Linked DNA regions of Homo sapiens: regions 1 and 2 are each linked to region 3. The links are chromatin loops, found by intact Hi-C in ENCODE. Cell type or tissue: PC-9. All regions are shown on one strand.

Region 1 (8,000 bases), 180 kb after region 3:
CATTCCAAGCAAGGGAGGAGAGGTGAAGAACCTGCCTGGGAGAGGAGTCAGGGGTCAAGAGGAAGCTTAGGGGTCCCAGGCAGGCGGCTGAGTGAGCAGCCCTGCCTCACTCCCCTACCCCAGACACCAAGGATGGAGGGGCTTTCCTGCCTGTTCCAAGGGAGACGGACCTGTGACTTCCCCAAAGCAGACCATCTGCAAGGCGGGAAACCCCGGTGTTCAGCAAGCTTCCTTTCTGTCTGGGCACAAGCCCTGCCCAAGCTCTGGGCTCAGAAGGTAATGGGGGCTTTGCAAGCCACCCCCAATGCCCCACGTGCACCACTTCCTTCTCATCCTTGGCCCCCTCATTCCTTGTACTTCCGTCGCAACAACCTCTGGAGTTCCTAGAACATCCTGAGCTGCTTCCCCCGGCTGCCTCCCTGCCACCTGGCATGCACGTCACTCCGCTCTTTGTGGTGGTCCCATCTCCTCCTTCCGAGCCCAGCTGCATGCCACCTCCTCCCACGTACATACTGCCAGTCCGTCATAGCAACCTATTTATCTCCATAGTAACACAAGGAACAACCCCAAACTCTATTCAACTTGCTCCCCATGTTAACGGCCCCCAGTGTGGACTGTCAGCTCCATGAAGGCAGGGCCCTACTTATCTCGTTCACAGCACAAGGCCGGGCACACAGTAGGTGCTCACTCAACATTCCTGGGATCAATGGGAAATGACTGTCGGGGAACCCTCTGCAGCCGTCCTTGTCGAGGGCCCCAGATGGGGTGTGGGTGGCCCCTCCCCATCCAGATGGTGTTGGAGGGGCTGGGGGCCAGGCATGGCGAGCAGGCCGAGGCTGCAGGTGGACATCCCTGGGACTGGAGCTGCTGGGGGCCAGGCTGCAGTTCCAGCCCAGGTCAGGTCTCATGTGAGGCCTCCGTGAAACAAGAATTTCTCTCTCCGTTTCCTTCTCCTGTCTGACTCACACTTTCGTTTTGAAGTTCCCCCTTTCTGCCAGTGCTTTGCCTGAGGTTACGGAGTGGTCAAGCGAGGCCAGCAGGGCGTGGAGACCAGGAGGAAGCTGGGCTGCAGTTTCATTCACAAAAACACGACCCGCCCGCTTCCTGTGTCCTGCCTGGGCTGCCCGGCCCGCAGCCCTACAGCCAGTTCACAGGGTGTTTGCAAGTTTGCAGGGGCCAGTGAGGGTGCTCCTGGGGTTTAAGAGGCTTGAGTTTGTCCACCCCACGGCCTCTGTCAGGACCCCCCCTTCCCGCCACTATGCTTCTGTCTCCCACGGTGCCTCCCAGCTCACCCCCACAGGGGCCTGGCGCAGAGCCTCAAACTCAGGATTCTATAGGAGCTGAGGGTTGGGTCTGAGCACCTTGGCGCTTCCCCTGGCCCCACTGACCCATCCTTGTTTCAGCACAGAGCTGGGAGGCCCAGGGAGGATGGCCTCTGCTGACTGGTCCAGCTCCCTCTGTGGTTCCCACCTCTCAGTGTGGGGTGGATCCAAGGGGGAGGGAAGAGAAGGGGATGGGAAGAAAACGATGCCTGTTGGGGCACAGGCTCCTAAACCCAACCTCGTATCGCCTCCTGCGAGTAGCTTCCAGGTGTCCACAGGGAGCCCGGGGTCATGCTGGCATCATTCATTCTCCACGCATCAGATGATCCTGTGGCCCCTCAGTGCCAGGCCCCACTGGCCCTCTGCGCACATCAGTGACTCTGATGTTCTCCCCCACCGCATGCTGCCAATCTGATGGTGGAGACAGAACAGCAGTCCCGGATGGTAAGGACGCCCAGTGCCAACCCCCCTTAGCAGGGGAGATGCAGAGGAGGGGGGCCACCCAATCTGGGCATCACAGAAGCCTCCCTGGAAGAGGGGGCATCCGAGCAGAGCCTGAAGGATGAGATACCAGCTAGGGGAAGGGACTGGCTGGGAGGAGAGGCAGGGAGGGGTCTCCAGGCAGAGAGACAGCAAGTGCAAGGCTTGAGTGCAGGAGAGACCCTGGTGTGTCGGAGCTGGAGAGGAGTGTGTGGGGGGTCTGGGTGGTGTGGAGCGGGGATGGAGGCCAGGCCAGGGGGTCGGCCAGGCTGAGTGGCTTGGACATTTTACTGAGCACGGTGAGGAACCCCTGCAGGCTTGTGTGCTTGGCTGGCCCCGCCCGGCTGACCACAGCTTCGTGCAGCACAATGCACATGGCACTGTGTTGGGGTCTCCTATCCAGGGTCTCATTTCACCCTGGTGCTGCCCCTGTGAGGAGGCGTTGTCTCTCCTTCTGCAGTTGAGGAAACTGAGGCCTAAGAGGCAAGTTCTGTCCAAGGTCATGCAGTAGGTGCTCCCGGAGTCATCCGAATCGCAGTCCAGGGGTCTCTCGCCACCCTCCCTGACCCTCTGGCCATGGCTGCTGCGGGGATGAAACCATCACAGGGGCAAGGCACTTTGAAATGTGAAAGCTCTGTGGTGTCATGATGATAAAAACACAACAGGAAGAACGCAACCCATTTTGGTTTTATGAGGCTGAGCTGCCCCTCTGGAACTCCCTCTTATCTGGGGATCTCAAGGCACTGGGAAGGTCCACAGACCACTCCTAGAAGCACTGGGAGGCAAGCTCAGGCCAGGCAGGAAGTGGCAGGCACTGCTCATTCTCTGCCGTCCCAGTCCTCCTCCCCTCAGAATCGACCCCTCTCCCCAAGCCAGCTGGTGCGAGAATGGGGAGCTCGGGTCCTCCCCATCCCCAGCAGGTGAGGAACAAAGACCAGCAGCAGCAGGAACGGGACTAAGGACTCCACCATCCTGGAGACAGAGAGGGGTGGAGGCATTGGCAGTTCTGCCTGGTTTAGAGTTTTCTGGGTTCAGATCCTGTCTGTCCCTTGAGACTATGAGCTCCTGAAAGTCATGGACCATGCGTGTCTGAGTCACTGGGGCCTGCTGGGATGAGCACGGCTTGATGGCTGGAGAGGAGGGAGTAGGGTGTGGAAGGCTGAGGGTCAGGGGGAAGTCACAGGACTGGCTACCCTGTCAAGGCTTCCTAGGGTTTGTTTAATGAATAAGGAATTGATGGATGAATTATCCACTAACCGAAGGGTATGAATTCCAGACAGATATGTGGAAGGATAAATGGATAAATGAATGTGTGGATGGTCTAAGGGAAGATGGATGAGTGGGTGGATGGATGAAGGGATGGGTGGATGGATAAGTGATGAATGAATGCACGGATGATGGATGGATGGATGGATGGATGGAAGGGTGGAAGGATGGATGGAAGGGTGGAAGGATGGATGGAGGGATGAACAGATGGAAGGATGGATTGATCAACGATGGATGAATGTGTGGATGTGGATAGATGGATGAATGCATGGACAGATAGATAGTGGATAGATGTTATAGGGGGTTGGTAGAAAGTGAAATAAGCACCTGGGTCATCTCAGGCATATGGGCAATGTGAGATGCTTCTAGCAGAGACTATGATGAGGCTCGCTTGGGATATGGGCAACATGAGACGCTTCTAGCAGAGACCGTGATGGGGCTCGCTCGGGATATGGGCAATGTGAGACGCTTCTAGCAGAGACTGTGATGGGGCTCGCTTGGGATATGGGTAATGTGAGATGCTTCTAGCAGAGACTGTGCTGGGGCTTGCTCGGCTTCACAGATGGAAACTTGGCATGCGTGGCACAATGCCCATGTCCTCCACCAACTAGAAGACCAATGGTTTGTCTAGGACCAAGAGACTCGGGTCATTTTCTTGGTTCAGCCTTATCAGCCCCTTGACCATGGCCAGTCTTCTCCCCTCCTGGCCTTGGTTTCCCGTCTGGATTATGGGGATTTACTGGATGAGATGGGCCTCTATGGTGGAGTGTCCAGGTTTTCCTAGGAGGAGGGGCAGCACCCCCGCCTCTCTCTTCCGCTCACAGGCCTTCCCTCACTCCATTCCCAGGCTCAGCCAAGGCACCTGCCATGCACCCTCTTTCCCACCATTTTCTAAATGTCTGGGCATGAAGCCAGCAGGAGAGATGGGCCCTGGGGAAAGGGAAGCTGGCCCCTGCTGCAGGGTGGGCAGGCTGGGGACCACTGTGGCTGCAGACAGCTGCTCAGCAGGCCCTTGGCAGGCTCCAGCTGAGTCACCCTGAGTCACCACTGTCACCTCCTACCACACATTCCTTCATTCATACAGTGTCTACCCCTGAGGCCACCTCCCTGAAATCTCACTGGGCAGTTGCCAAGGGTGTGGAGGGCACTCAGGCCTGCCTGATGGGCCCCTGGCAGGGAGAGAGGGCTGGGCAAGATGACCTCCGGGAAGGTGTGGACACCCTCTGGGTCCCTTCCAGCCCGGGAGCCCTCTGACCTCACTGGGCTGGGTTCCCTGCAGATGGGAGGGCTAGGTGCCTGTCTCCTTGAGGCCCCTTAGCAGTCATTTGGAGGAACACTGGGCCCCTCAGCTCACTAAGATTCACTGGGATGAGGAGAGGAAAGTGACTCACCTGCCCCCCTTGCCTGTCTCCTCAGCAGCCACACCCAGGCTAGGCTCTCCCGCAGAGGGCCTGTGGCCCCTTTGCAGTGGACCAGGCCAGCTCCGGAGTGGGCAGCCCTGCTCTGTGTCTGTCCCAGCGCTTCCTTTCTGTAGGGTGTGGGGCAGGCCATGCACGGCTCCAGGCCTCCGTGTCCTCGTCTGTAGTCGGGCTGTCGGCAGGCACCGCCTCTGGTGACTTGTGTGGGCACCTGGTGCTCCTCTGTCCCTCCTGGGGCCAGGAGTGTCCCACAGCCCTCTGACCTGCAGGGCTCACCTCTGGCAGGTCCTGAGTCCTGGTGTCAGATGCCACCAGGAACACAATTCTGGGCCTGAGAGGTGAGCCTCTCTCCAACTGGAAGCCTGGGCTACACTAAGAGCTTAGGGACCCAGGGTGGTGAACCCTGAGTGCTGGGCTCCCAGGGGTGGGAAGAGAGAGGCCGGGGTGGTAGCCTGGCCCCCACACAGTAGGTGCCAGGTAGGGCAGCCGCTGGGAGCCTGGCACGGGGCCTGGGGCCAGGCTGGGGCTGGTGGTCTCAGGGTCCATGAGGCCCATACATCAGCCTCTGAATTTGCCATGGCAGGAACCTGGGACACAGGAAGCCGGCACCGCTGAGCACCCTGTCCTTTTCATTCATTTCCTCTCCCGCTAACCCCAGTCAAGCCTTCTGTGGCAGGCACCGCTCTGCACTGAGGATTTATGTCAATGAAATTGACTTGGGTCCCTGTCCAAGGGGGTCTGCATTCTATTGAGGGGAGACGGAAGACAGGCAGTAACCATAGTCACATGGCCTGGCCTGCTATGGAGGCAATCAGAACCTTGGGAAAGAGAAAGGAGAGTGAGGGAAGAGGGTGCTCTCTGAGAAGGGCTTTGGATGGGATCGGGGGGGCACGGTGAGCAGGGATGGGGGGTGTCTGGACAGCGCACCCCGCTGTGGAGCAGTAGGGAGGCTGGCAGAGGGGACCAAATCTGGGAAGTGGCTAGATCCTGCACAATCTCCCATCTCCCAGGGAGGCTGACATGGGACCAGTTTTCTGGGATGGCCCCACGTGCTCTAGTGTATTCTTTTTTTTTTTTTTTTTTTTCGCAGCAGCACCAGAAACATATACACTTTATTGAATGCTATTGTAGAAAAGTGTGTGAAGATAAAGGGCTGATAACAGGACTTGGCTCCGGGGGCAGGGCGAGGAATGGAAGGTGGAGTACGTGGGATACAGGTCATGGGCAGAGCTCCTGGCCTCAATGATGCCTCCTGATCTATCGATGGGCTTGGATGATCAACACTGGGATGACGATGAGCAGAATGGTCGTGAGGATGCCCAAAATCAGGGCCCAGATGTTCAGGCACTTGGCGGTGGAGGCATAGGCCTGGGCCCCAGTCAGGTCGCCAACCATCTTCCTGTCCCTAGACTACACGGAGTAGGCGAATGCCTTGAAGCCCGGGCGGCAGGGGTTCATGAAGAGGGCGTTGAACAGGGACCAGACAACATGGTCGGGCACGGAGGTCTCGCTGCGGATGTGGATCACAGTGGATGTCGGGGGAGCAGGGTTGTGGGGTGCCCCCGCACAGCCACGTCGTGTTCCTCCTTGAGCATCTCATAGTTGGGGGGGCTGGCTGCTGTTGACAGGAGAGAAGAAGGTTTGGACAGTGTGGTTCATGGTGTCCAGCGAAGACCAGTGGTGGTCGGGTTTCTGGGGTGATTCTCAGTGGGCCCTCCCTTTCCCTAGTAGTTTCGTTTTCTCCGCTCTAGTGTATTCTTATGGGGCCCCCTTCTCCTCTCAAAGGGTGAGTTTGTTGGTCCTACCCTTGCAGGACTTTTTAAGGCCTTTGGCTTTCGCTTGAATGGATTAGGGAGCAGGGGAAGGATGGGTCCGACTCAGGCTGCTGAAAGGATGCTCTGCCTGCCAGGTTGAGAAGGGACTGGGGGATGGGGTTAAGGGTAGATTTATGATCTGTGATCCTAATATCCATTTTCTGATGATGCCCCTCAGCTCTGGGGACACAGAGGTGGGGCAGACGAGGTCTTCCCCAGAGATTCCCTGATGGGGGAAGGACACACAAAGGCTGATGAGCACCTTTTGATGAGCACAGGTTACTGCCTGCCTTCTGTCTCCCCTCAATAGAATGCAGACCCCCTTGGACAGGGACCCAAGTCAATTTCATTGACATAAATCCTCAGTGCAGAGTGGTGCCTGCCACAGAAGCCTTGACTGGGGTTAGCGGGAGAGGAAATGCAGACTAAGGCCCCAGGAGCTTGAGGAGAGAGCAGCCAAGTTGGGGAGGAAATCCAGGAAGCCTTCCTGAAGGAAGGGGCATTTGAGGTGAGTCTTGAAGGCTGAGCAGCAGATTCCCCAGGCAGAGAGTCAGAAAGAGGGGAAGGTATTCCAGGTAGAATGACAGATGGCAAAGGCTCATGTGTAGGAACAAAACACCAACCCCTCCCACTTCATTCATTCATTCATCTACTCATTCATTCTCCACTTACTTCTTGTATGCACTGTTTACCTGGCACCATGCTGGCCCTAGAGAAATACTGACCCCACTCCTCACCCACTCTGTGGCACTTGTCCAAGGAGGGGGTGGCCATGGCCAGGAAGCCATCCTGGTTTAGCAGCCGGGCAAGCATCCCTCCCTCCATGAAACCCTGGATCCCAACAAGGCTACATTTGTTTTGTATTTGAAATTCCACTAATTTTTTCGTGTCTTTGCATTAATGATTCCTCTTTAAACATCAAAGGGACCCGTAGGGCATTTTGACTCCTAACCTTTTTGTACGAGAAGCAGCTGATCATTATCCCACGGCTCCAATGATAGGCTGCAGTCAGTTCAGATTCCCAAGATTACAAAAGGAAATTCAGCTAATTATAGTTTGATAGAAATTATAGTTCTGCCGATTCCTGATTGACAGGGTGGGCTGGCATGAATCACTGTGCTCTTTGATAAGATTTTATTAATCTCTCTCAAGAATCTCACAAGTGCCTCATTGCAGGAGAAATTTCCTTTATGTCTCTCTCCCATGAAGAACCTGCTCGTATTATCCCCGGAATAAATGGAGGACCTGGAGTATGTGGGTGCAAGAACAGAGGCCTGGGAGTCAGGAATCCTGGGTTTGTATACAGCCAATAGCTTGCTGTGTGACCTCCCAAGGTTCCTTTGCCCCTCTGGGCCTTCATCAGAAGGGAGGCAGTGTGGTGCCTTAATTAAGAGCACGGGTTCTGAGCTCAGGCTTTCTAGCTACATGTCCTTGGCAACCTCGCTGATCTTCAGTTTCTTCCTCTGTAGCATGGACATGACGATAATAATAATTCCCCCCCACATGGTTGTGGCAGATCACTTGAGGTCAGGAGTTCGAGACCAGCCTGGCCAACTTGGTGAAACCACGTCTCTACTAAAAATACAAAAATTAGCCGGGTGTGGTGGCGAGCACCTGTAGTCCCAGCTACTCGGGAGGCTGAGGCAGGAGAATCACTTGAACCTGGGAGGCGGAGGTTGTAGTTAGCGGTGATCACTCCA
Region 2 (8,000 bases), 370 kb after region 3:
CCAGGAACCCACGGGAATCTTTTCAAAGGATCTGCATCAGATCAGCCTAAGGAACACTGCTGTCGGTGATGAAATCTGTTGAGGATTCGAAGCTGGCGTGTGGTGCACGCAAATTCCTTTTTTCTTTTTTAATCAATGATTAGATGATTCCTTAGAGCAGTTTTAGGTTCACTGCAAAACTGAACAGAAAGTGCAGAATTCCCATATCCCACCTTCCCAAACACACACACAGTTTCCTCTGTGACTAACATCTTGCATCTTGTGGTACATTTGTTACAATTGAGGAACCAATATTGACCCATTATTATAAAGTCAGTAGGTGACATAAGCAGTCACTGTTGGTGTGGTGATTCTGTGGCTTTGGATAAATGTATAATGACATATATCCGCCATTACAGTATCACGCAGAATAGCTTCACTGCCCCCAATGTCCTCCGTCCTCCATCCACTCACTCCTTACCTCCCCCAGCCCCTGGCAACCACTGATCCTTTCCTGTCTCCACAGTTTTGCCTTTTCCGTATGTCACAGGGTTGGAGTCATACAGCTTGTAGCCTTTTCAGATCGGCTTCTTTCACTGAGTAATGTGTAGTTACTCTTCCTGTCTTTCAGCGACTTAAGAGCTCATTTCTCCTTAGCACTGAATAATAATATTCCGCTATCTGGACGTACCGCAGTTTATTTATCATCCGCTTTGTGAAGGGCACCTGGGTTGCTTCCAAGTTTGGGCAGTTATGAAGAAAGCGACGAAAACATGCCGAAAACCTGGCTCACGCACTGTGTTCATGGCGTGTGGAGGGGGCGCTTCGACCATCAAAGGAAGTTTGGAAGGAGGCAGAGTTCGGTGGCCTTGGGGCCCCTGGGGCGGCATGACTCCAGGGGGTGGGAGAGCTTTCTGGAAGGTGAGCTGTCCAGCAGCGTGGGGACTAGGGCGGCTAGGACATCTCAAGAAATCCTTCCCTGACACATCGCCTCCCCCGCCAGGTCTAAGCAGAGGCCAGGAAGACCTGACAGGGATGTGTTCTGCTCTGCGAGAAGACTGGGCACTGCTACATCCTGGGACTCTAGGCCTGGGCAGCTCTTCCCTTGGCAGAGGGCACTGCTCTCCTGCTGCTGCCGTCACCTGCTTGCCATCACCACGAGGGGCAGCCCGAGGGCAGGGCGTGAGAACCTTTCATCTCTATCCCTGCTCCCCATCTCAGGACCTCCAGGTGCCCCCAGCCACACCTGAGCCATGAAGGCTTTGCCATCTGACCCCTGCTCTGCACAGGAAGAAGCAGGAGATGGCACAGATGGGCATAGAGCCAGAGCCACCCCAGCCCTGCTGCAGGACCAGCCCTCAGCCGCGTTATCAGTGCCCATCTGAGTCAACTGTGCACAAAAACAGGAAGACTGGGACAAGATCTTTCACCTTCCTTCGATTGTCATCATCCAATTGTTCTTCCCGCGGTGACGCCATCCGGCAGCTTCACCGATATTCCTCTCTGGCATGACAGGGCCAGGCCCACCCCCCACAGAGGAGACAAGGAGGCGGAGAAGCCAGCCTTTCTGCAGGGCATAGGCACAGGGCTATGTGGTTGCCAGATGCACAGAAAGACCCTCAACCACAACCTGGGCTTTCAGGGCAAACCCAAGGGGCTTTTCGTGACTATGCCGGGGGCGTGGAAATGACTCCTCAAAATGCAGCACTTGCGGCAACAGGGGAGCAGCCCTGCCAGAGAGGCCCAAATCCTGGACTCAAGTGCCTGCTGCATGGCAGGTGGTCCCGGACAGTGAGGGCCCTCTCAGAGGAAAACATGGTGAGACCTGGGATCTGGGCTTTGACAACTGGCCAGTAAGATTGAGGCTGGCAGGCTTGTGGGCACAATTGGCCACAGCAGCCGCTGCACTCCTGGAAGAGCTGCATGAGGAGTAGGTGGCTTCCCCAGAGTCCCCACCTCCAGCAGGAAAGCATGGACAGGAACCAGAGGGGCTGGAACCTCTGGAGACCTGGTAGGGAAAGGCCACCCAACCCCCCGGTGCTTCTAGGAAGATTTTTCAATGTATGATTCTGACCAGTGGGAAGTTGCCACAAAGCCCTGGGGCTGGAAGAAGCCATGCACCAGGATAGCAGGTCTTAAGTGAGGAGGGCAAGGACAAAGATGAATCAGGACACCCACCCAGAGCCCGGAAGGTGGAAGAAGCTGCCCTCACCTCACCAGCCCCTGCTAGATACTCACACACTCACACACATGGGTGTGCAGGTGCACACACGCATGCACACACACACACACACACACACAGGGGCTGCTGGGAAGTGAGTGGGTCCCTGCTCCCTGTGGAATATGTGAAGCCACTTGGGGCCAGCTGGGCTTTGCCACATCATTCCCGCCTGTGAAAGAGGCCTCTGAGGTTCTGGTGCCACCTGGATAATTCAAAGCCCATCCAGCCTGGGGTTGTCCCCCTACCAGGATCTTCCCCAGGGCTTTGGAGGCCTCACCCTTCCTGGCCTCCAGGGGCTCCATTCATGTCCAGCATAAACACATGGCCGGGAGGGGAGGCTGGCTTTGCTGATCCCAGGGCCCAGACGTTCACAACTGGGAACTTGAAGGGTGTGGGGCCGAGTCCCAGCTCCTACACCTCTGTCCTCACCTCTGCACCAGGCCTGAGATCCCTGGTCCTAAGTACCTCCTGGGGATGATGTGAGCTCCGGGAAGAAAAGAGGAGGCAGGGCTTGATGACAGGAGCTCCTGGGGCAGGTGGGGCAGCTGGGATGACCGTGCTGGTGGCAGACTTTGAGGGGCACGGGATGCCTTGCTCTCCTCCACCCGCAGGGCTTTAACAATATGCAGCAAGCTCAGCTGGGTTTGGGAGGCCATGACAGCCCAAGCCCCCTGCAGCAACAGTGAATGTTTCTCCTGACCAAGATTGGCTGGGAAGAGACAGCAGCGTGCCATCGGGTGAAGAAGGTGGGTTGTGCAGAAAATTTCAGCTACAAGCGACAGAACACCAATTTAAACTGGTTACAGCCAAAAGGAGAGGGTTAATTGATGTAGAAGAGCTTCAGGCATAGCTGGTTCCAGGAGTCTGTCATCGGAACTTGGGGTCTCCATCCCTCCTTCTCTAGCTCTGCTTTCCCGTGTTGGTATCACTCACAGGCAGACTCGTCCTTCTGTCTTTTCCTTCTAGTCCAAGACGGGCATGGCGCCAGAGCCATCCTTGTCCCGGGTGGCCACCTCGCCAGCTGCAGAACCAACTTCCGGCAGCATTATCCGTGCTTTCCTGAGTTGACGAGCACCATGCACTCAGGGGAGCTCTACCTTGCTTTGAGGGTGGTTTGGATGTTCTCTCTTCCCTCTCTTTTCTTTCTGCCCCCAACAGAGAGACAGTTGTGGGGACAACTGAAGGGGCTTGGTACTGGCATCTGGAGGGCAGAGGCCAGAGATGCTGCTAAATACCCTACAGGGCCCAGGACAGTCCCCACAGCAGAGAATTATCCGGCCGCATTGCAGGATAGAGAAATCCTGGGACAAGTGGCTGTGGACGTCCAGGTGTGGTCATTCCTCCAGCCACAGCAGGCTTTCAGAAGTTGTCCTGAGACTGCAATGCAGGGGGGCACTGTACTCAGGAGCAGGGTGGTCCCCACCTGGGCTGAGGACAGATCTTTGGGAGGCAGCAGTGGCCTGAGCCCTGGACCAGGATGCAGGGGTCCCGGCTCTCGTTCTCCCTCATTCCCCCACTGCTCAAATGTGTCACTCCTGCCTTGCCACCCCCATTTACTTGTCTGAGGCAGGAGCTGATCTAGGAGCTGGGGAACCACTCACAGGTCTTGGGCAAAGGTCAGTGCCTGCATAGACTTGGCCAGCACAGTGTGCTTGAGCCCACCATCTCAGCCTCCTCACCACGGGGATTGTGCGGCCAGGGAAGTGCTGGCTTGCTTCCAGGTTGGTTTGGGTGTTTTCTATTTCCTCTCTTCTCGTGGCGCCCACCCGCCCCCCCGCCCCGCCCTGCCCCAGGTTCCCATTGAAATGCCGGCCAAAAGGACAGCTACACAGGCAGTTCCAGACCGCAGCCTTCCAGGGCCCTGCTCTGAGCAGCTGCCTGAGAGTCCCAGGCCGGGCGTACATTGTTCCATTTTTGGAATTCTTCGGGAGTGAGAGCAGCCTCGGCTGTCAACAGTGCTCTGTTCACAGAGGCCGGCCCGGCAAAGGAGAGAGGGCGAGCTATTGTCCAGGGCTGGGCTGCGGGCTGCAGGAATGTGCTGGAATGCCGGCCCGCATGGCACAGTCCCAGAGCGGGGCCTTTGTGTGCAAACACCACCGGGCAGCAGGGCCATCACATAAATAACGATGACCTCACCCCCAGATATCAGGCTCTGTGGTGGGATGGGGTGGGGGCGGGGGCCGGCCCCCAGAAAGGAGACCACAGGGGAGGCGCACCCTTCCCCACACACAGGGCACTGCAGCAGCCTCTGTGCAGGAACGCCAGCCAGAGTGGGGTTGGGGTGGATGTCTGCCCCTGGAAGCAGGCTGCATTTACTGTCTGGGGCCAATTGATACCCCTCAGTGCCTGAGACCTGGGCATCAGGACTCAGAGCCTCAACTCCAAAGGGTCCTGATGAAAATGCTGGTATAGGTATAGGCAGTTCAGGTCCAGGTGCAGAGGTGCAGGTATGGGCATGTGCAAGTTGCAGGTATAGGCGGAGGGGTGCAGGTATAGGCAGAGGGGTGCAGGTATAGGTGGAGGGGTGGAGGTATAGGTGGAGGACTGCAGGTATAGGTGGAGGGGTGTGGGTATAGGTGGAGGGGTGCAAGTGTAGGTGGAGGGGTGCAGGTATAGGCGGAGGGGTGCATGTGTAGGTGGAGGGGTGCAGGTATAGGTGAAGGGGTGCAGGTATAGGTGAAGGGGTGCAGGTATAGGTGGAGGGGTGCAGGTATAGGTGGAGGGGTGCAGGTATAGGTGGAGGGGTGCATGTATAGGTGGAGGGGTGCAGGTATAGGTGAAGGGGTGCAGGTACAGGTGGAGGGGTGCAGGTATAGGCGGAGGGGTGTAGGTATAGGTGGAGGACTGCAGGTATAGGCGGAGGGGTGTGGGTATAGGTGGAGGGGTGCAAGTGTAGGTGGAGAGGTGCAGGTATAGGCGGAGGGGTGCATGTGTAGGTGGAAGGGTGCAGGTATAGGTGAAGGGTTGCAGGTATAGGTGAAGGGGTGCAGGTATAGGCAGAGGGGTGCAGGTATAGGTGGAGGGGTGCAGGTATAGGTGGAGGACTGCAGGTATAGGCGGATGGGTGTGGGTATAGGTGGAGGGGTGCAAGTGTAGGTGGAGAGGTGCAGGTATAGGTGGAGGGGTGCATGTGTAGGTGGAGGGGTGCAGGTGTAGGTGGAGGGGTGCAGGTATAAGTGAAGGGGTGCAGGTACAGGTGGAGGGGTGCAGGTATAGGCGGAGGGGTGTAGGTATAGGTGGAGGACTGCAGGTATAGGTGGAGGGGTGCGGGTGTAGGTGGAGGGGTGCAGGTGAAGGTATGTGCAAGTGTGGGTAGGTGGAGGGATGGAGGTATAGGTATGTACAAATGTGAGTATAGGTGGAGGGGTGCAGGTACAGGTGAAGGGGTGCAGGTACAGGTAGAAGGGTGCAGGTTCAGGTGGAGGGGTGCAGGTATAGGTGGAGGGGTGCAGATATAGGTGGAGAGGTGCAGGTACAGGTGGAGAGGTGCAGGTACAGGTGGAGAGGTGCAGGTATAGGTGGACGGGTGCAGGTACAGGTATATGCGGGTGCAGGTACAGGTATATGCAAGTGCAGGTATAGGCAGGGGGATAGCGAGCCCTAGATACATCCCTGGGTGATGAGGCCCACTCCGCCTCCTCCAGGCTTGTCACCTCTGTGAGCTGCTGTACCTCCTTCCTCAGTAGAAAGGGGACCACAGAGATAAGTCATGCCTTCAGCACCTGCCAGCGGCAGGTGTGATGAGAAGGGTGTTTTCCCTCTGGGGTCTTCCTTCCCAAACCCCATAACCCAGTCCAACTATGAGATCAACTAAAGGGCATTCTGTGAAATCCTCAAAACCAGTCCTCAAAACTGGTGAGGATGTCACAAGCAAGCAAAGAGAGAAGCTGCCGCAGCCCAGGGAGTCTCAGGAAATGGGGTGACCCAGTGTCACGTGGGGCCCTGGATGGGGCTCTGGGACAGAAAAGGGTATTGTGGGAAAGCCAAACAAACTACAGACCTTAATTAACAAGAATGCATTGACATGAGTTCGTTAACTCTGACAAGCACACCCTACTAATATTAGATGTTCACAGTAGGGGAAGCTGGGTGTGGGGCACGCGGGAGCTCTTGCTGTGTCCGTAACTTCTCCGTGAAGCTGCAACTGTTCTAAAGTGGAAGGTGTGTAAAGCCGAATGGTTAAGAATCCAGCTCACCCTGGGACACGCAGCAGGTGCCCAGCCAGCGGCAGCCCTGACCATGAGACCAGCCCACCCCTTTCACTCTGTCTACTCAGAGAAGCCTCTTTGCTGTAACCCACACAGTGGTTGGAACTGTACAGACTTCATCATGAGGAGTAAGTGCAAGCAGGAGGTAGGAGTGCATTGGCGGGAACCTGCAGAGACTGGGCGAGTCCCTGTTCTGTCCCTTCCTGACTCCAGGGCTTGAGTGAGCGACACCACCTGCTTCTTGGGGCTGCTGTGGGGCAATGAGAAGACCCAGTGGGATTTGCAATGTAGGGCACACCTGCTCCACACTGCGACCAGAGCCCTTTCAACTCAGACCGAATCTGGAGGCGTCTCTGAGCCTGCTTTGCTGGCCCCAGCTCTCCTCTCTCCTGCCCCTTCCTGGCCAACCTCAAAGGAGGGCCCTCGAGGCCTAGCAGAGACGCTCCCACCAGGCAGCGTGTTACAACACACCATGTTGCCTTCCCGCGCCTCCGGCAGCACTGTGATGGAAGCTCAAGGGAACAATTTGCAGTGTCCAGGGCTGAAGCCTGCTTAGGGTCCAGCTGCTGCCACCAGCATGCAGGCTCTCACACAGCAGGGGCTGCTGCCCCACTTGGCAGGGCAGGGCGCTGAGGACCAGAGGGGCAAACCATTTGCCCAAGGTCATTGCCAGGACTTAAACCTGCAAGCTGGAACCTGTGCTTTCAATCATAGTGTCCAGTGGGCCAAAACAGGTCCCCTAAGAGGGAAGGGGCTGCCCCGAGGCCACACAGCTCACAGGCACTGAGTCCTTGCACCAGTACAGGGACCTGTCCTCCCTGCAGTCTAGGAGGCTCCATCTGTGCAGCCCCAGAAGACAAATCCTCCAGCCTGGCAGGCAGGGAACTGCTTGGAGCCAGGAAGTTCAGGCAGGCACCTGGCGCCCCAGAGCGCTGCATTCTCGCTTCCACTCTGCACCTGCCCCAGACCCTGAGCAGCCCCACACAGAGCCTGAGCAGTGCATGCATTTGTGCAAACTGGCCAGACAGCAGGTGCAGGGGGCACGGTGTCTTTGTGGGCCAGGCCCCTACTTCCTGCACACGTGTGTGTCAAGGCACCTGCACCTCCTTATCTCTCCTAGGTGTGTCCAGCCTCACAGCCCACCCTCCTGGCCCTGCCTCTGACCTTTGCTCCAACCAGTCCACCCATGCACCCCTCTTGCTTCCCACCCATGGTTCAACCTGTTTGCTCTGCTGGAGATGGGTCACACTTCCACTCCCGGCCGCCCACCGGCTCCTGCTCATCCCCTTCCCTCGGAGTGGGGTGTTCCTCCTCACCCAAACCTGGGCCAGGCACCCCTCCTCTGGGCTCCATGTCACCCAGGCAGGCATCACCCTGCAGGGAAAGTCCACATTGCCTCGTCTGTCTGTCCAAGTAGACTGTGGGCAAATCGAGGCCAAGGCTGGGTCTGAATCATCTCAGCACCCCAGGGTCTGACACCGCCTGGTGCTCAGCCAGCACCTGCTGGATGGAAAGAAAGGAGGGAGGGGGAGGAAGGAGGGAGGGAGAGCAGATGCATGGAGGGAAATAAGGAAGGAGAGAAAGATAGACGA
Region 3 (8,000 bases):
CCAATGTGGAATGAAGATTCCAACCCGCAAATGACCTCAGGACCCTGACTCTGAGCCGAGACTGAAGCAGCCCATTCATTCATTCACTCACACACTCATCCATTCATTCAGCACTTTCTGAACACCTTCCATGAGCCAAGCACACCTCACAGTGCTGGGGCACCGCAGGGGACAGAACAGACCAAGTCCTATCCTTGTGGCTTGCATTCTCATGGGATCAGAGACTCAGCCCCCTGGGGAAGCAGGGTGGGGAGAGAGGGCAGCCTTGCTGGGGAGGTCTGGGGGTCTCCTTGGAGTAGCATGTCTGAATGGAAGCCACGGCTGGCTTCGCACCGCGGCTGCAGCATGTTAGCTGGGTAACCTCAGGCAGGGTCCACATTGCGCTTCAGTTTCCTCACCTGTAGAACGTGGCCGTCGACCTCCTGCTGGTGGGGCTGGTGTGAGGAGGTGGGGTACCCCACGCTCACAGCAGCATGCAGGGGCTGCTCCTCTGCGAGGACTTGGTGGCTCTATTTGTCCCTCCTAGAGACCTCCAGTCTTGGTCTGGCTCTCTCTTTAGCATGGAGCAGGAGATGAGGAGGTGGCCCTGACTACATCACTGTTGCTTTCCCAGGGTCCTGCTGATGCCTGCTGGCTGGGACGAGAGGGGGGTGCGGTCAGAAAGGGCCTGGTGCCATGTGGCAAACAGGTCGGGTGCACAGGTCACGTGTGAGAGTCCAGCCGCAATAGCGGCTCAGGATCCAGCAAATGGGCTTGGGCCCTTTGCTGCAGAGCTCTTGGGTCAGGTGGTCACACGCTCCTGTGTGCTAGGTCCCTGACATGCCAGGTGCAGGTGGGGGGTGCCCGTCTGCAGTCACGAAGGCTGGAATTCAATCCTGGCTGGGACCCTCACCGGGCAAGTGCTTAGCTGGGCACTCACCAGGCACCCAAAAGTGACCACTGCTATAATCATGGCAGCAATAAGTGTGACATACTCCAAGGTGTTATAATTTAAGGAACTTTCTTATGTGAGCCACACATATACTTGCCCACATGCACACACAGGCACAACACATCTATACAAACATGCACACACACATACATGCTTCTGCACACCAACACACATGTACATGCTTCTGCACACAACACACACAGATACATGTTTCTGCACACCCACACACACGTACCTGCCTGGGCATGCATGCACACACGTACATGTTTCTGCACACCCACACACACGTACCTGCCTGGGCATGCATGCACACAGGCACACAGCACGTACCCATAAGACTCAAGCATGCACACGCCCCTGTGTGCCTTTGGTCTCAGCCTTGAGCTTCACTTACCAAATGTGCAGGGGGCAAAGCCACGCACAGGCTGAGGGCGCCGAGCTGCAGAAGGCCCTCCCAGGGAAGGAAGTGGCAGCAGCTGTTGGGTGCGTGTTATATCCATGCCAGGCTCCTGCTCAGGGCTCTCTGTAGATTTTCTTCCATAAAGAGAAGATTTTCTCATCCCCATCATACAGATGTGGGCATCTAGGAAGGGGTATGACCTGAGAGGCAGGAGGTGTCCTGCCTGGGAGTGGCTCCCCCAGGGCTGGGGTGGCTGTCATCAAGCCCAGCTGACTACCTCCCCTGGGATTTTTGGGTAGCTGGTGAAAGGTTGGCTGGACCACTCTGTATCATTGAGGCTCGGAATTGGTGGTTTTGGTCGGGGGGGAGGGCCGTGGGAGCCAGGCAGAGGTGCTGGAGAGAGGGAGACAGTGCTACCCTGCACGGGGGTCCTGGGAGCAGTGGAACGTTATTCAATGCAAGTCATCCAGAGCCTAGGCCTTTGGGACCGCCTGCCCCCACCATGACCCTGGGGTGCCCAGTGAGGGGCAGGGGGCAAGGTGGGCCTGAGAACAGGAGTGGAGGCAGCTGGCGGAGGGCAGCTCGGAGGGAGTCAAGCCCCTGCCCATCTGTCTCAGCCCGATCCCCAGGGACTCTGGGGAGGCCCCTGGTGGAGTGTACTGCTCCGAGGGCAGTGGGAGGCATTGCTTGGAGAATTAAAGAAGAGCGTGATCCCAAGTGGCCGAGAACTTGGAGTGAAGAGCAGTGTGCTCAGGACCCATGTGGAAAGTGGATCCCGGCTCAGCCATCCTTCCCCACCCCAAGGAGCCTTTGGATCAGCCCTGCCCTCCCTGCAGCTGCACCCGCACGTGTCTTCCCAGGCTCTGAGGGGCTCACAGGCGGGTTGGGGCGGAGGGTCCCATGCCCTCTGGGAGCCTGCTGGAGGCACTGCACTGCAGAGGGCATGAACCTGCAGATTCTGGCCTTGCCACATCCTCAGAGTGTGGCCGACGGCAAGCTGGCCTCTCCACATGCCAGTTTCTGCCTCCCTAACGTGGAGAGGGTACAGCACAGACAACAGATACCACGTGAAAAGCCCCTACCCAGTGCCTGGCACACAGCGGGTGCTTCGGTTCTTATCTCATTGGAACTGTACATGTGCCTGGGGTGGTAGGAATTCCTGTCCCTTTTCCAGGTGGGGCATCTGGGACTCAGACCCATAAGTGGCTTGCCCCAGGTCGCACGGCCAGTTTGAGGTAGGGCCCCATGTCTGCGTATATGATCCCATCGTGAGACAGCACCTCTGAGCAGCCAGCCTTCCGGGGCGGCTAGAATACTCTTCAAATCTACAAGGTTTCATTTATATCCAGGGACAGCCATGCCCAGGCAGCGCTTGGCCAAGAGAGAGCACTGTGCTGGGAGTCCAGAATCTTGGCCCCAAATCCCGGCAGGACCCAGGGCAAATGGCTTCCCTCCTGGCGAGTGCCTTTCCTCCTCTTGGGCACAGTTCCGATGTTACCTGGGCTGGGCCATGGAGAATGCCGCCCAAGGGCTGGTCCTGGGCCATTGTTTACCCTAGTTCTGCATGGAGGGTTTGACCTCACGCCCGGCTCCCCACCTGCCCGCCCTGCTGTGCGGCCTCCTCCCTGCCTCGGCTGACTCACAGCTCTGCTATGCGTCCTGCAAACATTCCGGAGCCCTCGCCCTGCAGCAGTGCTCTCTGCATTGGTGGATAATAGGGCAGCACTCTGTACCCAGAACGGGAGGCATTTGGGTCCCCTAAGAAGCATTTGTCATTCTGTCCCTGCCTCTGGGCTCCTCGCCTGTGATCTCAGAAACAGGGCTGGGTGTGTCTCTGCAGCCTTCCTGGGGAAGTTTTCTTTTAATCTGCTAGACCCATGGCGGGGGGGCGGGGGGAGGGGAGCCAGAACACTCTGATCTGTTCCTGCCAGCTCAGGGACCTCGGGCAAATCGAGTCAGCTCCCTGTGAGAGGCGGGAGTGGGCGGCATCAGTGGTTTGCAGAGACGTAGGTTGCAGAGCCAGTGAGCCGGTGACATCTTGCATGCAGCCTTGATCCAGGGAGTGAAGGAAGTGCTCAGGCTGGGTGTGAGGGCGGGGAGGGGGCTGGGGCAGAGCTGGCTTTTCTGTGCGCTCTGCGGAGACCTCTGAATCTCCTCTACCCGTGGTGGGGGAAGCCCCAGAGTTCCCTGCACCTTTGAGGTCTCTCCTCACGCCAGCGGGCTGCAGCCCACGGTAGCCCAGGGTCACATAGTGGGGCCCAGCTAGAGTTTGAACCCAGAACTTTGTGACCTTGCACCCTGCAAGCATTCCGCTTGACCATTAGGGTGGTCAGCACCTGTCCCTGCCGCCGAATGCCAGCTCTGTGAGGTTGAGGCCCCACCCACCACTGCACCCAACACTGAGCATGGTGGTGAGTGCGCGCCAGGTGCCCAAGAGTCCTTTGCTGAGTGGGCGACGGGTGGGGTCCTCCTACTTCCCCCTGCCCTCCCTCCTGGCCCTTGCAGGGGCTAAGTACCTTTGTACCCCTGGGTGCCCCCGCCACGACCCTCCCCGCTGGCCCACTTCCCCCTTCCCTGTTCTAGCCTTCAAGGTCTGCAGTCTCTGGTCTCACTTCTCTCCTCCCCTGGTTCCAGTAGACAGCGGCCAGAGGAGGCGCTCCTGGGGTTGGATTCACTGTTGGTTTTAGGAACTGAGAAAGGCCCCCAATCCCCGAGAAAATCCAGGGCAGAATGTGGCTGAGGAGCTGGAGGGAGGAGAGGAGACCAGGCGCCCTCCCAGGGCCTCCACCTCAGGCCTGTAGATATGAGGTCCCCCAAGGCCTTGCTGTGTGACCTGGGCAAGTTACTCCATCTCTCTGGGCCCGGATAGGGATCAATGGATCCTATCTTGTCGGAATGCGGGGGCATTGAGGGCAGCTGGAGAATGTAAGCTTAGCTCCCAGACTGGTGCTCGGGAGGGCCGGCGAGGGTTCTGCTACGTTTATTACCACCTTTACTGGCGAGTTCAAAAGGAGCAAATCAGCAAAGGCCCCAAAACACTGGGGCCCAACAGACACGCAGTTTCCCCTTGAACAATGCACGTGTTAGGGTTGCGACCCCCTCCCCCATGCAGTGAAAACCTGCATGTAACTTTCGACTCCTCCAAAACTGAACTACGAATAGTCGACTGTTGACCAGAAGCCTCACTGATAACATCAACAGTTGATGGACAGATATTTTGTATGTTACATGTATTACATGCTGTGTTCTTACAATAAAGTAAGAACATGTTATTAAGAAAATCATAAAGAAGAGAAATATATTTACTATTCAGTAAGTGGAAGTGGATCATCATAAAGGTTTCCATCCTTGTCATCTTACATCAAAGAGGCTAAGTCAGAGGAGGAGGGGTAGGAAGGAGGAGGAGGAGTGGGAGGAGAGGTTGGTCTTTGTGCCTCAGGGGTGGTAGAGGTGGAAGAAAACCTGCCTATAGGTTGAAACCCGTGTTGTTTAAGGGTCAGCTGTAGACAGATGGCTCCCAACTTAGGATGCAGCTTAAGGATCTCTTGACTTCACAATGGTGTGAAAGCCATATGCGTTCAGTAGAACATCAGTAAATTCCATGAAATAGTAAACATCTTATTATAAAGCAGGCTTTGTGTTAGATGATTTTGCCCAATTGTAGGCTAATGGCAGTGATCTGGGCACACATAGGGTGGGCCAGGCTGCGCTATGATGTTCAGGTGGATTCAATGCGTTTGATTCAGTGGATGGGTTTGCTGGAACGTAACCCCATCGTAAGTTGGGCAGCATTTGTCATGCGAACCACAGAGATAATTTACAATTTTTGAGTAGCCACATTAAAAAGGTAAAAAGAAACTGGTGAAATGAATTTTAATCACATTTTATTTAACCCAATCCATCCAAAATATTGAAACAGCACATAATCAAAATTATTGGGATATTTTGCATTCTTTTGTATGTACTAGTCTTAAAAACCTGGTACTTACATTGAGAGCACCTCTTACTTCAGACACTACATGTTGAATGTCCTACCTAGACAATAAAGTTGTGTTGAACAAGAGGCTATTTCACATGGCTTCAGTATTTTTAATTTTTTTTTTTTGAGAAGGAGTATCACTCTGTCGCTTAGGCTGGAGTGCAGTGGCACAATCTTGGCTCACTACAACCTCCACCTCCCGGGTTCAAGCGATTCTCCTGCCTCAGCCTCCTGAGTAGCTGGGATTACAGGTGCACACCACCACGCCCAGCTAATTTTTGTGTTTTTAGTAGAGACAGGGTTTCACTATGTTGGTCAGGCTGGTCTCGAACTCCTGACCTAGTGATCTGCCTGCCTTGGCCTCCCAAAGTGTTGGGATCACAGGCGTGGGCCACTGCGCCTGGCCCACATGGCTTCAGTTTTTAAAAATTAAATTTAATGAATTTTTCTGCAGGTCTGTAGTAGGTGTATGTACCTGTGGGGTCCATGAGATGTTTGGATACAGGCATGCAGTGTGAAATCAGCACGTCCTGGGGAATGGGGTATCCATCCCACAAACATTTATCCTCTGAGTTACAAATAATCCAATTATTGCTTCAGTTTTTAAATGTAAAATAATTAAAATTAAATATATTTAAAAAAAACCCCCACAGTTTATGAGTCTCACCAGCCATGTACAGAGTGATCAGCAGCTGTGTGGCCAGGGGCTGGTGTGTGGGTGACGCTGGCCCAGGCGTCATCTGTGTCCTTCTACCCTCATCAAACTGCACCTGTCCAGGGCCCTGTCCCTCCAGCCTGTGCCTCTGCTGAGTGGCCCCTGGCTCACCTGAGGCTCTCAGGCACACTTGTCTGTGAGAGGCTGAACCCCACCTCCTGTTTAGAGGCATTTAGTGGACATTCGAGGGCTGATCAGATGGGGCTTCAGGCTTCTCAAAAGGGAGGCAGGCAGGGGAGGGGCTTTGCCTCAGAGCCCTATCTGCTATGAGGTTGAGGAGGGCACACAACCTGGTGGGGTCTGAGTCCTTGGGCTGGGTGCTTTGGGCCACATGCAGCCCCTCTCTGGGCCTGTCCAGAGGGCTCTGATGTCCCCTCGAGCTCCAGTCTGTCTACCTAGTACTTGCCAGTGCCCATAAGTCAGGAGCTGGAGTCCTTCCCAGAGACCTAGCAGCACCAGACGGTGCCTGGCGGACAGACGGCCCTTCTTGGTGGCCTGGTGCATGGATGCGGGTGCTGGCCTCACTGTGGAGTGCGGTCCGGAATGGCCTTTGTGTCTCACCTGCCGCAGGGGTCTGACTCTGACCTTCCTCAGGGACCCTACCATTCCAGGGTTCTGTACCCCATGCGGCGACTGTCCAGCCTTGCTTGAGGCCCACCTCTCCCCATATGCTGATGACACCGTCGTCCTGACAATAGCCTGAGAGGCAGGTCCTGTGTGGGTTGTACTCTGTGGATGGGGAGACTGAGGCACAGAGAGGTGAAGAGATTTGCCCGGAGTTGCAGAGCTCACGAGTGGCAGAGCTAGGAATCGGACCGGCTGCCTGGCTCGCATGCTCCTGAGAACTGCTGAGCGACTGTCCCCTCTGATAGCCAAAACCCTGGCTCTAGTCTTGGCTGTTCAGCCTCCTGGTTGCAGCTTCAGTGTCTCCAACTGTACCATGAGTGAATGGGACCCTCTGATGGCTAAGTTCCATCCAGCTCTGAGAGCCTCTGCATTGCCTGTTACTTTTTATTTTTAAAGTGATTTTGTTTTGGCGAGGAGGCTGAGGGAGGGTGAGGCCAGGTGGGTGGGAAAAAACATGAAATCGCTCAGCCCCAGGCCCTCCTAGCAGCTTAGTCCCTACAGATTGACGGAGGCCTTGCACACATTTCCCAGAGGCCGTGCTGGGAAGCCCGCCCAGCCGGATCCCGGCGCTTGGAAAAGCCCACTCTGTGTCTTGGCACTCGGGCCTTACAGCTGCCGGGGACTGGCTGCGTGAGGTCCTGGGGCTGGCGTGGCTGCGGCCGGGTGGGTGGGTGGGGGGGGGGTGTGCCGAGGGGCATGCATCCATCACTGCCAGCAGCTTGCGTGGGCCCTGCCAAGTCGTGGGGGAACCGAGCCCAGGTGCCAACGTGCTTGGTAACTGGCTTGCTATTTGAAAAATTAAAGCGGTGTCAAGAATATCTAACCTTTGCATTCATATCAGGAGTCTGGAGCCGGGCGGGTGGCAGCCAGAGTGGGGCTGTTTGTGCAGGGCGGCCAGTGGGAAGGCACCCTCGGAAGGAGCAGATTACAGCAAAGAACATTATCCACCCAGCACCCAGGAGGAGGCACAGGTGATAACTGGGGAGGGGGAGCAGAAAGCACAGGCGAGCTGACCTCTCTCTAGCTGCTGGGACCCCTGCAGGAAGGCAGCCTGGTGCGCACCTACTGTGTGCCGGGAGAATGTGCCAGGTGCTGGGGTGGATGGAGATGGGGTGGCACCTCCAGGACACACTGCGCCTGGGCCCATGATACTTGCAGGGACCCACAGTGATGTTTTAATGTCTTTTAAAATCAAAAGAAAGAAATGAACTTTTAGGTTGAAGAAATGATGGTTAATAATGTCCCCACATATGACCTAAAGTGATCTACAGATTCAGTGCAATCCCTATCAAAATAGCAATGACATTCTTCACAGAAATAGAAAAAAAACAATCCTGAAAGTCATATG

The links. Hi-C counts contacts between places; a loop is a spot of excess contacts. Peaks named below come from ENCODE experiments on the same cell type or tissue, not always from the same donor. Only the 100,000 strongest peaks of a DNase experiment are listed, where the experiment ranks them.
Region 1: a loop joins it to region 3, with 4 times the contacts of the local background. A loop is called at or near these places in 25 of 110 quality-filtered maps.
Region 2: it touches region 3 in a loop (5-fold over the local background); 8 of 110 quality-filtered maps call a loop at or near these places.

Annotation. Positions count from the first base shown.
Region 1 is chr11:69,297,663-69,305,662 of GRCh38, forward strand. It overlaps the pseudogene IFITM9P. Among named protein-coding and RNA genes, the nearest start is that of MYEOV, 7.5 kb to the left of the region's middle. RefSeq lists enhancers at 1-205, 1-664, 171-240, 206-1,067, 821-1,080 and a silencer at 1,861-2,049. In PC-9, no CTCF peak of the experiment used is centred here; DNase peaks (open chromatin) are centred at 989, 2,539, 2,869, 4,179 and 1 weaker place; H3K4me3 peaks cover 5,149 bases; H3K27ac peaks cover 7,438 bases.
Region 2 is chr11:69,493,213-69,501,212 of GRCh38, forward strand. No RefSeq gene overlaps it. Among named protein-coding and RNA genes, the nearest start is that of LINC01488, 16 kb to the left of the region's middle. RefSeq lists enhancers at 205-4,554, 2,505-3,047, 3,227-4,042, 4,043-4,856, 6,390-6,924. In PC-9, no CTCF peak of the experiment used is centred here; a DNase peak (open chromatin) is centred at 4,159; H3K27me3 peaks cover 660 bases.
Region 3 is chr11:69,119,936-69,127,935 of GRCh38, forward strand. No RefSeq gene overlaps it. Among named protein-coding and RNA genes, the nearest start is that of SMIM38, 32 kb to the right of the region's middle. RefSeq lists enhancers at 460-1,088, 2,846-3,140, 2,860-3,675 and a silencer at 2,846-3,140. In PC-9, a CTCF peak has its summit at 4,028; DNase peaks (open chromatin) are centred at 2,516 and 3,066; H3K4me3 peaks cover 1,500 bases; H3K27ac peaks cover 4,316 bases.